2 separate regions of the Homo sapiens genome follow, and region 1 is linked to region 2. A link is an interaction called in ENCODE POLR2A ChIA-PET data of the cell type or tissue named here. Cell type or tissue: MCF 10A. All regions are shown on one strand. Links, peaks and the distances in the headings refer to the core of each region. The heading gives the core; the rest is flanking DNA.

Region 1 (5,387 bases), core at 298-5,297, 58 kb after region 2:
GGTTTTGGAAAAAATGGAAGCCCCTTTGGGATCTGAGCCAATCTTTGTAGGTGTAGGGGCAAGAAAAAAAATCTGTCCCCCTGTGATTCTTATTTCCAAGGATCAAATAAGACTGTGTATGTAAAAGTGCTTCGAAAGTCCAATATAAACTACTGTATCATCCACGCCAGTTCATTAACTAATGCAACACATATTTATTGAGCATCTACTATGTGCAGGCACCATACTAGGAGCTTGTAAAACAGCAGTGAACAAAACAAGATAGTTGCTGTCATGGACCACCGATGCTGGTTAGCAAGAGACAGGTCATATGTCAGTTTAAGAATGAGCGTATACTATATCAGGTGGCTATTAGTCCTCTATAGGGAAATAAGGCAGGTTAGAGATAAATTTAACAGGGAAGGAAAGGATATTTCAGAGATTGTGGCCAGAGAGCCCTTCTTCAGATAAGATGGTGTTTGAATAAAGATTGATGAGGGAGAAGCCACTCTCCCACAGACATCTAGGAGAAGAACATATCAGGCAAAAAAGAACAGAAAGTACAAAGGCCTTGAGGTTGTTGCCAATAAACTAGGTTATTAAAGAAGCTGCCAAGATGCCAGGAATTGGAGCAGAGAGGTGAGAGGAGGGTGGCAGGGGATGAGCCAAGGCTTGTACTCTTTTATTCTGAATGAAATGATGGGCCACGCAGTATATTGAATAGAGGAAAGGTGTGATGTGACTCAGGAGTTGGAACAACTACTTGGGTTGCCCTGTGGAGACTGCTCGTGATAAGAGGGGAACCAGTTAGGTGGCTACTGCACAAGTCCCAGCAAGAGGTGGTGGTGGATTAGGAGTAGGGGATGTAAGAAGTGGTCAGGATCTATATACATTCGGAGGGTGGGTTGATAGCTCATGATTTATTTTCCCACATTGGTTTTATGAAATGCTTAAAAACAAAAATACCCCCAACTTATGAAGTGTTTGTTATGGTTCAGGCACTATACTGCACAATTAACTAATGTAATCCTCACAGCAATACTATGAAGTAGGTCCTATTTTTATATCCATTTACTGATGAGGAAACTGGAGCAAAGAGTAGTTGGATGATTTGACCAGCATCACACAATGGCAGATGATGGAGCTGGGACATGATCCCAGGCTGTCTGGCTTTAGAGTCTATGCTGTTAACCACATGCTATATGACCTCTCAAAATTAATATATAAATAATATTTTGCTCAAGATGAACCTAGACCAATAACAAAATTGAGAAATATGTTATATTGGCCATTCATGTAAAACTTAGGGTCTTAAACCAAAAAATTCAGAAACCTCTTTATTTTTTTGTTAAGAACACGACAAACCAATATACAAGTGGACGCTTTTCACGGGTCCGCCTGGATAAGGTGGGGCTACCAGGCCACTCTTCATGACCATGGCCATAGGAATGGCAGTTAAGGACTGCCATCAAGGTCACGCTTTCGAAAACACTAACTCTAAAATGGAATGGGACATGAACATTTTAGAATATTATGGCCATGTCTGCCTTCGTTTTGATGAGTTTCTTCTTTCTGATACTTTGCCTTTGGTTTTATCTTGGTGAAAGAATAGCTATTGGCTGGGCGTGGGGGCTCACACCCTATCATTCTAAGATTTTAGGAGGCTGAGGTGGGGGGATCACTTGAGGCCAGGAGTTTGAAACCAGCCTGGGCAACAAAATCAGAACCCATCTCTACAAAAAATAAAAATAGAAATGAAAAAATCAGTTGAGCTTGATGGTGTGAATCTCTGGTCCCAGCTACTTGGGAGGCTGAGGCAGGAGGATTGCTTGAACCCAGGATTTTGAAGCTTCAGTGAGCTATGATGGTACTATTATACTCCAGCCGGGGCAACAGAGTGAGACTTCATCACATGCGCACGCGCACGCACACGCACGCACACACACACACACACACACACACACACGTATCTTCATCAAGGACACAAAGTAAATAGTCTCCCATGTTATCATCACCAACGATTAAACATTGCTACGAGACATCCTGCTGTTCAGAACCATTTCTATAAAGCCAATCTTCCTCTCAGACTTCTTGGGAAATGTGTCAGGATTTTATAGATGGAGAAAATTAAGGTCTAGAAAGGAGAAGAGATCTGCCCAGGGTCTCTCTGGCTTATTCCATGACAGAGCTGCGATGGTAGTTCTGGGATCAGAATGTTCCTGATGTTTTTATAGAAGGCTCTGCGCTCACCCAGTGACAGGTGCTTTTGTTGTTTCATCAGATGAAACTATTATGAAAGAGTTGGGCAAAATCATTCTGAAGTCTTCACACAGAGGAGTGGCAATTGTACATGTTTTTAGAGTTTGAGGCTACATTTTGCTTAATGCTGTGTTTGGGTTTACTTCAATACTTCCTGCCAATGCTGAAATCTGTACACATTAAGGAAAGTAGGATTGTTCAATAATACACCTGATTATAATTCTAACTTCAGAAGGCAACACATTTCAAATCTTTTTTCTGGTATATTCTCTATAGTCATCTTAAGTACAACAGATGAGGCATAAAATCCTTTATGAGTCAGTAAATAGAAGCTTTGGCTGCATAATGTTTCAGGTAAGATAAAAGTACTCCCTCTTTTCAATTGTATAAACTGGAGAGCTTTAGCTAAAAGGAGAAAAAGACTGATAGACCCAGAGGGGCGTGTTCAGGTTTCTTTTATTTTAACCTGTCAACAAACATGTGCAACTAAGCCCTAGCACCTTTTTCTAGGACCCATTAGCAATGTGTGTGTTCATCCTGTATGGTGTGTGTGTGTGTGTGTGTGTGTGTGTTTGTGTGTGAATGTACCTTTGCATATTTAGAATTCAACATTTTAGCATCAGGAGAAACAGAAACAAGATTTACATATAGGACATCCATAGATTTGTGGTTTTCTTTGATCTTCAAAATACCACTTTTTCTTTTCTCATCCATATGGGACAATGTCAAAAATTTCATTTCTATGCTTATAGCTTGATGAAGAAAACACCAAATCTGAATGTGAATTGTTGCTCGTCATTCTTCCAAGTAGCACAACTCATTGAATGATGGGTTCCTGGGACACATGGCTTCACAATGACTGTTTGGAGCTGATATGAAAGGAAAGGGAAGATGTGAAAGCCTTCTATTTTGTAATCAGTTTTGTCCACACTTTGGTCAATGAAATCAAATAAAAAGGGAAGATAGGAAAGCTTTCTGTTGTGCCCATAGTTTGGAGATGATTTCATATTTCATTCTATAAAATGTAAGACTACTTCACCTTCAAAACACTGCAGCATTCCTTTTAGAAAATGCATTATTTCCATATTCATTATGCTCAAGAGGGGACAGGGAGGTTAAAAGCACATATGCTTAGGAGATAGAGAGCCCTGGGTTCAAATATTGACTTTACCACTTACCGCTCTAACTTGTACTTTATTCACCCCCTGTTTGGCATTTGTTTCTCTTCAATAAAAAGAGGAAAAAGCTACTTCCTTTCAGAATTATAATAGAGACTGTGATGTTAGCAGGTTTCCAGACACAGGGCAGATGCTCAGTAAATGACACCTCATATCAAAATAGCATCGTAGGTTTAGATACCATTCTGCCTTTTAATCATAAAAATATTTCAAGTATATGGCTATCAGTCTCCTTCTAGAAAATAGGAGGACTTTTAGGATGCTTTCATTCTGATCACTCTCTCTGGTCTTTTATTGTTTCTGCCAGGTATTTTTATTTTGCCTTACTTTTAACCCCCTTACATGATTTATTAGGATTTATGCTCATTTAGGTTTTCCAAAAACATGTTTACTAATTTATTTTCTCACCATTACTTCTCACATTTCAGTTTTTCCTTCTAGGTTTATTATCCTTCTTAGAGAAGTATATGTATTTTTATTTTGAAAAAAATTATAATAAGAAAGTTGCAAAGAAATGTACAGGGAGGTCGCAGGCACTCTTTGCCCTCCCTCCCCCAATTATATAACTATAGGGCAATAACAAAACTGGGTCACTGGCATTGCTGCAACCCACAGAGCTTATTCAGGTTGATACACATACACATGTATTTGTATGTGTGTATGTATTTGTTATTAATTTTATGTTGCTCTATACGATTTTATCACATGTATAGCTGTGTGTAACTACTAACACAATTAAGATAATTGTACCATCATAACTAGGCCCCCAAGTGCTACCCCTCTGTATTCAAACTCCTCTCTCCCACCTACATCCCCAGTCCCTGGCATCTACTAATCCGTTCTGCATCTCTATAATTTTATCTCAACAATGTTTTGTATCAGTGGAATGGTACAGTATGTAAACTTTAGAGACTGGCTTTTTTCTTTTTTCCTCACTGAGCATAAATCCAAGTCATTGTGTATCGACAGTTTGTCCCTTGTTGCAGAGTAGTATTCCATGGTATGCATGTATCGTAGTTGAACTATTCACCCACTGAAGGACAGACATGTGGGTAGTTTCTAGCTTTTGGCTCTTACAAACAAAGCTGCTAGTAATATTCATGTACAAGTTTCTGGGTGAAAACAGTTTTCATTTGTCTGAGATAAATGCAAAAGACTGCAGTTGCTGGGTCCCATGGCAAGTCCATTTTCAGTTTTTTTTTTTTTTTTTTTTTTTTTTTGAGACAGAGTCTCATTCTGTTGCCCACCCTGGAGTGCAGTGGTGTGATCTCAGCTCACTGCAACCTCTGCCTCCCGGGTTCAAGAGATTCTCCTGTCTCAGCCTCCCGAGTAGCTGGGATTATAGGCACACACCACCATGCCTGGCTGATTTTTGTATTTTTAGTAGAGACAGGGTTTCACCATGTTGGCCAGGAGGGTCTCCATCTCCCGACCTTGTGATGTGCCCACCTTGGCCTCCCAGAGTGCTGAGATTACAGGCATAAGCCACCGCACCCGGCCCACTTTTAGTTTTAAAAGGAACTGTAGGGGTGGGCTCAGTGGCTCATGCCTTAATCTCAGCACTTTGGGAGGCCAAAGCGGGAGGCTCCTCGCTTGACCCCAGAGTTCGAGACCAGCCTGCGTAGCATGGTGAAACCCTGTGTCTAAAATAAATACAAAAAATTAGCTGGGCATGGTGGCGTGCTCCTTTAGTCCCAGCTAGTCAGGAAGTTGAGGTGGGAGGATCACCTGAGCCTGGGAGATGGGGGCTATGGTGGAACTGTGATTACGCCGCTGTACTCCAACCTGGGCAACAGAGGGAGACCCTGTCTCAAAAAATAAAAAATGAATAAAAGGAACTGCAAAACTACTTTCTAGCGTGGCTATTCCATTTTACATTTCCACCAGCAATGTATAAGTGATCCAGTTTCTCTGAATCTCTGCCCGCATTGGGTGTTATCTCTATTTTTTTTATTTGAACTATACTGATGC
Region 2 (5,387 bases), core at 244-5,243:
TTACATGTAGCTATATATTATTTCCCAAAAGAACCATAAGTCAAATCGAATATCACTCATTCAGAAGTTTCTTGAACGTAAGATAAGAAACAACATATTAAAATTGTTTCCAGAAAAAAAAAACCTAGTATAAAAAATATTTGTTTAAAATCATCTTGGGAAACTGCCTCATGTAATCATGTCTGTGGAGCATTTATATATATATATATTGCTTGTGGAAAAGGAATATTATGTACAGTTTGTTGTATTTCAAACCCCACCCTTCCAAGTCTAGAATTTGTAAACATACCACTCAATCAGACCACACAATGAAGTAAGCAGAGAAAACTGAAATGGAATCTTAAGACACTCTTTCACCCTCAAAGAATTAAAGCCACTTACTTTTTCTTAAGGAAATCACCTGTGTAACTAACGCCGTGAGTAAGCACATTCGCTCAGGTCCTGATTACATGATTCCTTTGTTTGCTGGCTTCATCTAAATCCTTGGTTGCACACTTGAATATTTTAGACAGCTTCCTCTTCAGAAACAAAATCATCACAAAAGACACAAAGATCCTAAAATGTTTCTCAGCTCGAGTGTTCACAACCAATAAAGACCATTTCGTATTACCCAGTTTTCGGAGAGAAGCTGACACTGGCATGGATAAAAAGTAACCTTCCCCGTGATAAGTCAATTTCTCCTCCCCTTGGAAATTAGTCACTGAATAACCTCAGCCCACATCCAACCACAGGCTACCTCACGGGTGACTCAGTCCTTCAACAACTGCTTACAGGGAAAACACCAATGAAGGAACTTTAAACGGCCTAGGTAAATGGGTTAACAGCAAAGGAAATATTACAAAATATATTTCGCTGAAGGCAAACAGGATCATTAGAAAGGGCAAACAACCAGCCACCGAGAAATGAAACTGTCAAAAAACCCAACATACTCAATCCAGAGGAGCCAACTTTCAGATCAGTTTTCTGTTGACTTAAAGGTGCTACTGCAAAAACCTAGACCAGCACCCAATACCCACTTTGCTGCCAGACTTTTGAAGTCTGGGAATTGGCAGCTGAAGGAAACGTAAGCCTCTTCTCCTGGTTTAACACCAGAGGGAAAACATGAGGGAGATAAGGAGGCTGTCTATTAATTAACCAGCCCTGTTTTACCACGCTGAACTTTGGGTAGCAGCCATTAATCAGTCCTACATAGCGCCGGGCAAGGAACTGCAATCACCCTGGAAAATACATCTGAAACGAGAAGGAAAGATAGAGAGGGCAAACCAGGGCTGTGCAGAGGGGATTCTGGAAAGGAAACCAGAGCCCTTCTGCCCCACCCTAAACAAGATGAAGGACGAGAAGGTAGGCGATCCCCAGAGACCTCTGGCTACAACCGCTGTCAGCACAGCTGGTATCTTCCAGGGGAACAGGTACAAGAAGGTGCGTGTCCACAACACGAAGTGACTTGTGCAGCTCTCAGCGGAGGACTGGCATTAATGCATTGCTAGCAAAAGGTGGGGGAGAAAGGAAGCATCTCCTGCGCTCCCAGGCAGGCTCTGATTACCATCATGTTTTCTGAGCCCTTGGGGACTGGGTGGAACCGAAAGCTATCCAAGTGGGAATACGGTGACAAGGAACTCCACTCACTGGGCTGGAAGCCCCACTGGCTTCACGCCACACCCAACTACCACGCTCTGGGCAGCCTGTGCATTTTTAAAACATTTTAAGGCTTTTAGAGGTTGTTCTTGCTGACCAAAAGAATTCCATGACGTCTTTCAAGTTCAAATCCAGTCCTTTGCAGGCTTTCTAAAAAAACTGTTTACTGCCATCAAATCACTTTGTGGTTATTAAAGAAGGGGGCAAATGGAGCACGTGACATTGCCACCCTCCTAAGATGTCTCACTAGGAAAAATATTTGGATGAAGTGGTTGTAACAGATGCCACCTAAGAGGTCGGAAAACAGTAGAAGGAATGTGGAAGCTCTTGACTTTTAATCTAATCAGCAAGGGTTTGTTATTTCTCACCAGAGTATGGGAGGCACACACTATCAGCTTCTGATGAATCTGGTATACATTAGGCAGGTTTTGTTTTGTGTCTTCAGTCAAGCACGTACTTTCCAGGAAGGGGGATGGAGGAGTGGTCCCCCTTGTCTGATTAGGCCACGATGCCGCCCCTATCACATCCTCCAAAGACCCTGTCTTATGGCGTGAGGTGTGCTAACAGACATGGCTCTTATAATTCTTCTTTACCTGCTTATTATGGGCAGGGTTGCTTGTCCCAGTGACTGTATGTGAAGGGTCTGGGGCCAGGCTGTCCCCCAGGAAACAAACAGTGAACTCTCTGTCTCTCTGCTGCTTGGCTAAGCAAGTCATGCCATGTTCGACATGTTATCCCATATCTGCTATGGGCTAGGTGCTATGTGGCTCACGCCTGTAATCCTAGCACTTTGGGATGTGGAAGCAGGAGGATCCCCTGAGCCCAGGAGTTTGAGACCAGCTTGGGCAACATAGGGAGGCCCAGCCTATACAAAAAGTAAAAACTTAGCTGGGCATGCTGGTGCATGCCTGTGTTCCCAGCTACTTGGGAGGCTGAGGTGGGAGGATCACTTGAGCCTGAGAGGTTGAGAGGCTACAGTGAGCCAAGATCACACCATTGCGCTCCAGCCTGGGTGACAGAGTGAGACCCTGGCTCCAAAAAAAAGCAACAAAGGGTAAAACCACAAGAAACCATGTCCATTACGCTAGAGAGAGGTGGCTTCTGTTGACCCTGTTACAATGAGAGTCGGTCGGTTCAATGCGAGAAGAAGTCTAGTTTACCTCTCCCTTCTCTTCCTTCCTGCCAGGTTCACAGCAATTTCCTTTCACTTTCAAAATGCTCCAGGGCACTGTCTGTAGCATGCATGCATGGATTCGTCATTACAAGAGCAGTAATTCACTGTCAGGAGTTTGAAAGCCAGCCCAATCCTGCGGTGAATCAGGATGAGTTAAATGCTCTTTAGCAAGCGCCAAGCTCACCCAAGAGAGGTGGAGTTCAATCTCCAAAGGCCCCAGAGTACCTGCTAATGAACCAGACAAGCCAATTTCCTAAACAATATCCTGGTGCCATCTAGGACCCAGTGGCTTTATCTCAGTGGAAGGCACATTCTCCAGAGAAGGGCTCTTTCAGGCTAACTCACCATAAAGTTTGGTTCAGTATGAGTGTGTGCAACCACTAACACCCCCACGCTTTGGTTTGATTACATCACCAGATCCTTCTCTGCCTTCTCTACCTTGGGACATTACAGCCATTACTACGTTCCTCTTCCCAGCAGTGTATAAAGTGTCCCACTCTTCATTTTCCCTCTTCCTTTCATTGACTAGGCCTAAAAGCAAAGTGGAAGCAATGTATTCTTTCTGAGTCAGTGTTAAGAATGGACGTGCTAGGAAATATTCAGGATTACCTCAACAGGAAGTAATTTTTATGCTCTGGCAAGGCCAATAGTATTGTGACACATATTCATTCCTATTTTCCCTTTCATATTCATTTCTTCATTGGCTTTAAAAAAATTACATTTGCTCAAAGAAAATCTGAACTGTGCCTATAGATATGAAGATGATATTAGGAAGGGAAGGGATTATTACGTTGAAAAAATTTCAAATTCATCTTGTTTGCATTGGTAAAATTGGGAAGATTGCCATTTGTAAGGTTTTAGTTAGCCTATTGTTTCATTTGATTGTAAACGGAATGTCTCCCAGACATGAGACAGACAGACAGACAGACTGCTGCCAAAATTATTTAATTCCCAGGAAAGAGATGGTCCAGTCAGCGGTTAGCTTATGGCTATATTTAAGATGAGCGTTATTTCTATAAATCTTTTGACAGAGGAACTCTACTGAGCCCTCCAGTGGCCAGACCTGGCTGACCAGTCCTGGGTCCAACAGTGATTAAAGATCTCAATCTGGAGCAGAATAGAGAAGTAATGTTAAATAAATCATTTCGCTTCCAAGCCACAATCAATAATTGTGCAGTGCTGTAGGATGGATAAAAGAAAAATGTCCTTCTCACTGACACTCAATCTTCTGCTGGGCTACTCCCATGTTCCCCAGGCCAAGGACAACCTCCTTTTGTACCAAAAATAGTTACAGTTTGTAAAATGATATCTTTTTTATGCCACTTGCAACAGATGGTACAAATAATTCCTTCTCTTATCTCCATCTCTGCACATCCACCCATTTCCTGGACGAACCTTGTTCTTTTATGCACAGCTCCCTTTTAATGTTTTCTAGATTGGATGCTAGTAAGTTATCTGCGGCACCCAACTACAACTTTTTAGCGCCTTAGACTTTATTTTTCTCTTTATGACAGTTCTTGAAACTACTATGTAACTTGTCAACCACATGTTGCCATATAGGATATACTGCTTTATTTGCTTGTGACACTTCATATTCTAACAAGAGATTTTAAATCCCCGTGCTCACCATACCCCACCCACAAACACTCCAATAATCACATAGCAGTTTGCAGTTTACAAAGGGCTCTCAATTGTGACATTTCATGGGCTCCAGAACTCAGTGAAAGACATAGAACAGGTGTCTTATGTCTTTTTGAATAGTTGGGAAACAGAAGTGCAGGGAGTTAAGAACCTCACCCAGCTTCCCATAGCTGCTAAGCAGTGAGGCAGCAAGAACCCCAGCTTCCTCGGTTGTTTGCGTGTGACCTGCTGTGCACTTCAGGACACTGCAAGCTATTCTGCAAAGAACGATGTTCCTCATGCCTGCCCACGCGTGATCACTGATGGATTCCTTATTCGATTTCTGGCCATGGTGTGAAACATGAACAAGTCTGTTGAGAAGTACCTCACTCCATTCACAGGTCCAGATTTTCACAGCAAAGGAAAAGAATCACTGGGGCATCTCACTGGGCTTCGGCTCGAATGATTTAGAGCCTCTCTTGACTTACAATTAGGTTTTATCTACTTGCCTCAAAATGAGTAAGTTATATAATTAGTTATATATTAGTTATATTTAATAGATATATCAGTATATATGCTTATATATATTATACTTATATATACCTATCGATATTATACATCACTCAGTACTATATGGATATCACCATATCACAAGTTATACATATGTATACATATACATATATGTACACACAGAAGCATGCACAAAGTCATCATCAGTCACAGGCACCGGATTACTTATGAAATAAAATATCTGAGCCTTAGCTGATTAAAATCCCTTACCATTACAACCCTAATTCCATTATGGGGTGACATTCTCAGGACCATGCCCCTCAGAGATGCATGCACCACCCACAGAGGCACAGGGTCTCCATCGCTGCACTCTATGCTCTTCTTTCTTTTCACTGGAGAAACTGACCAAATTGATTATATCGTGAACAAAAATAGCTAGGTAGAGCAT

What was found. Peaks named below come from ENCODE experiments on the same cell type or tissue, not always from the same donor. Only the 100,000 strongest peaks of a DNase experiment are listed, where the experiment ranks them.
Region 1: POLR2A ChIA-PET joins it to region 2 with 27 read pairs; 3 of 35 experiments call an interaction of 5 or more read pairs at or near these places.

The regions. Positions count from the first base shown.
Region 1 is chr10:24,403,816-24,409,202 of GRCh38, reverse strand. The region is part of intron 3 of KIAA1217; the gene reads right to left. Among named protein-coding and RNA genes, the nearest start is that of MIR603, 130 kb to the right of the region's middle. In MCF 10A, for the core only: no CTCF peak of the experiment used is centred there; no DNase peak of the experiment used is centred there.
Region 2 is chr10:24,461,785-24,467,171 of GRCh38, reverse strand. The region is part of intron 5 of KIAA1217; the gene reads right to left. It overlaps LOC105376455 (a long non-coding RNA gene), which reads left to right and starts at 786. Exons shown (of 3, transcript XR_930755.4): 1 at 786-1,419. RefSeq lists an enhancer at 4,203-4,704. In MCF 10A, for the core only: a CTCF peak has its summit at 3,873 (motif pointing left); DNase peaks (open chromatin) are centred at 731, 2,591, 2,921 and 3,391.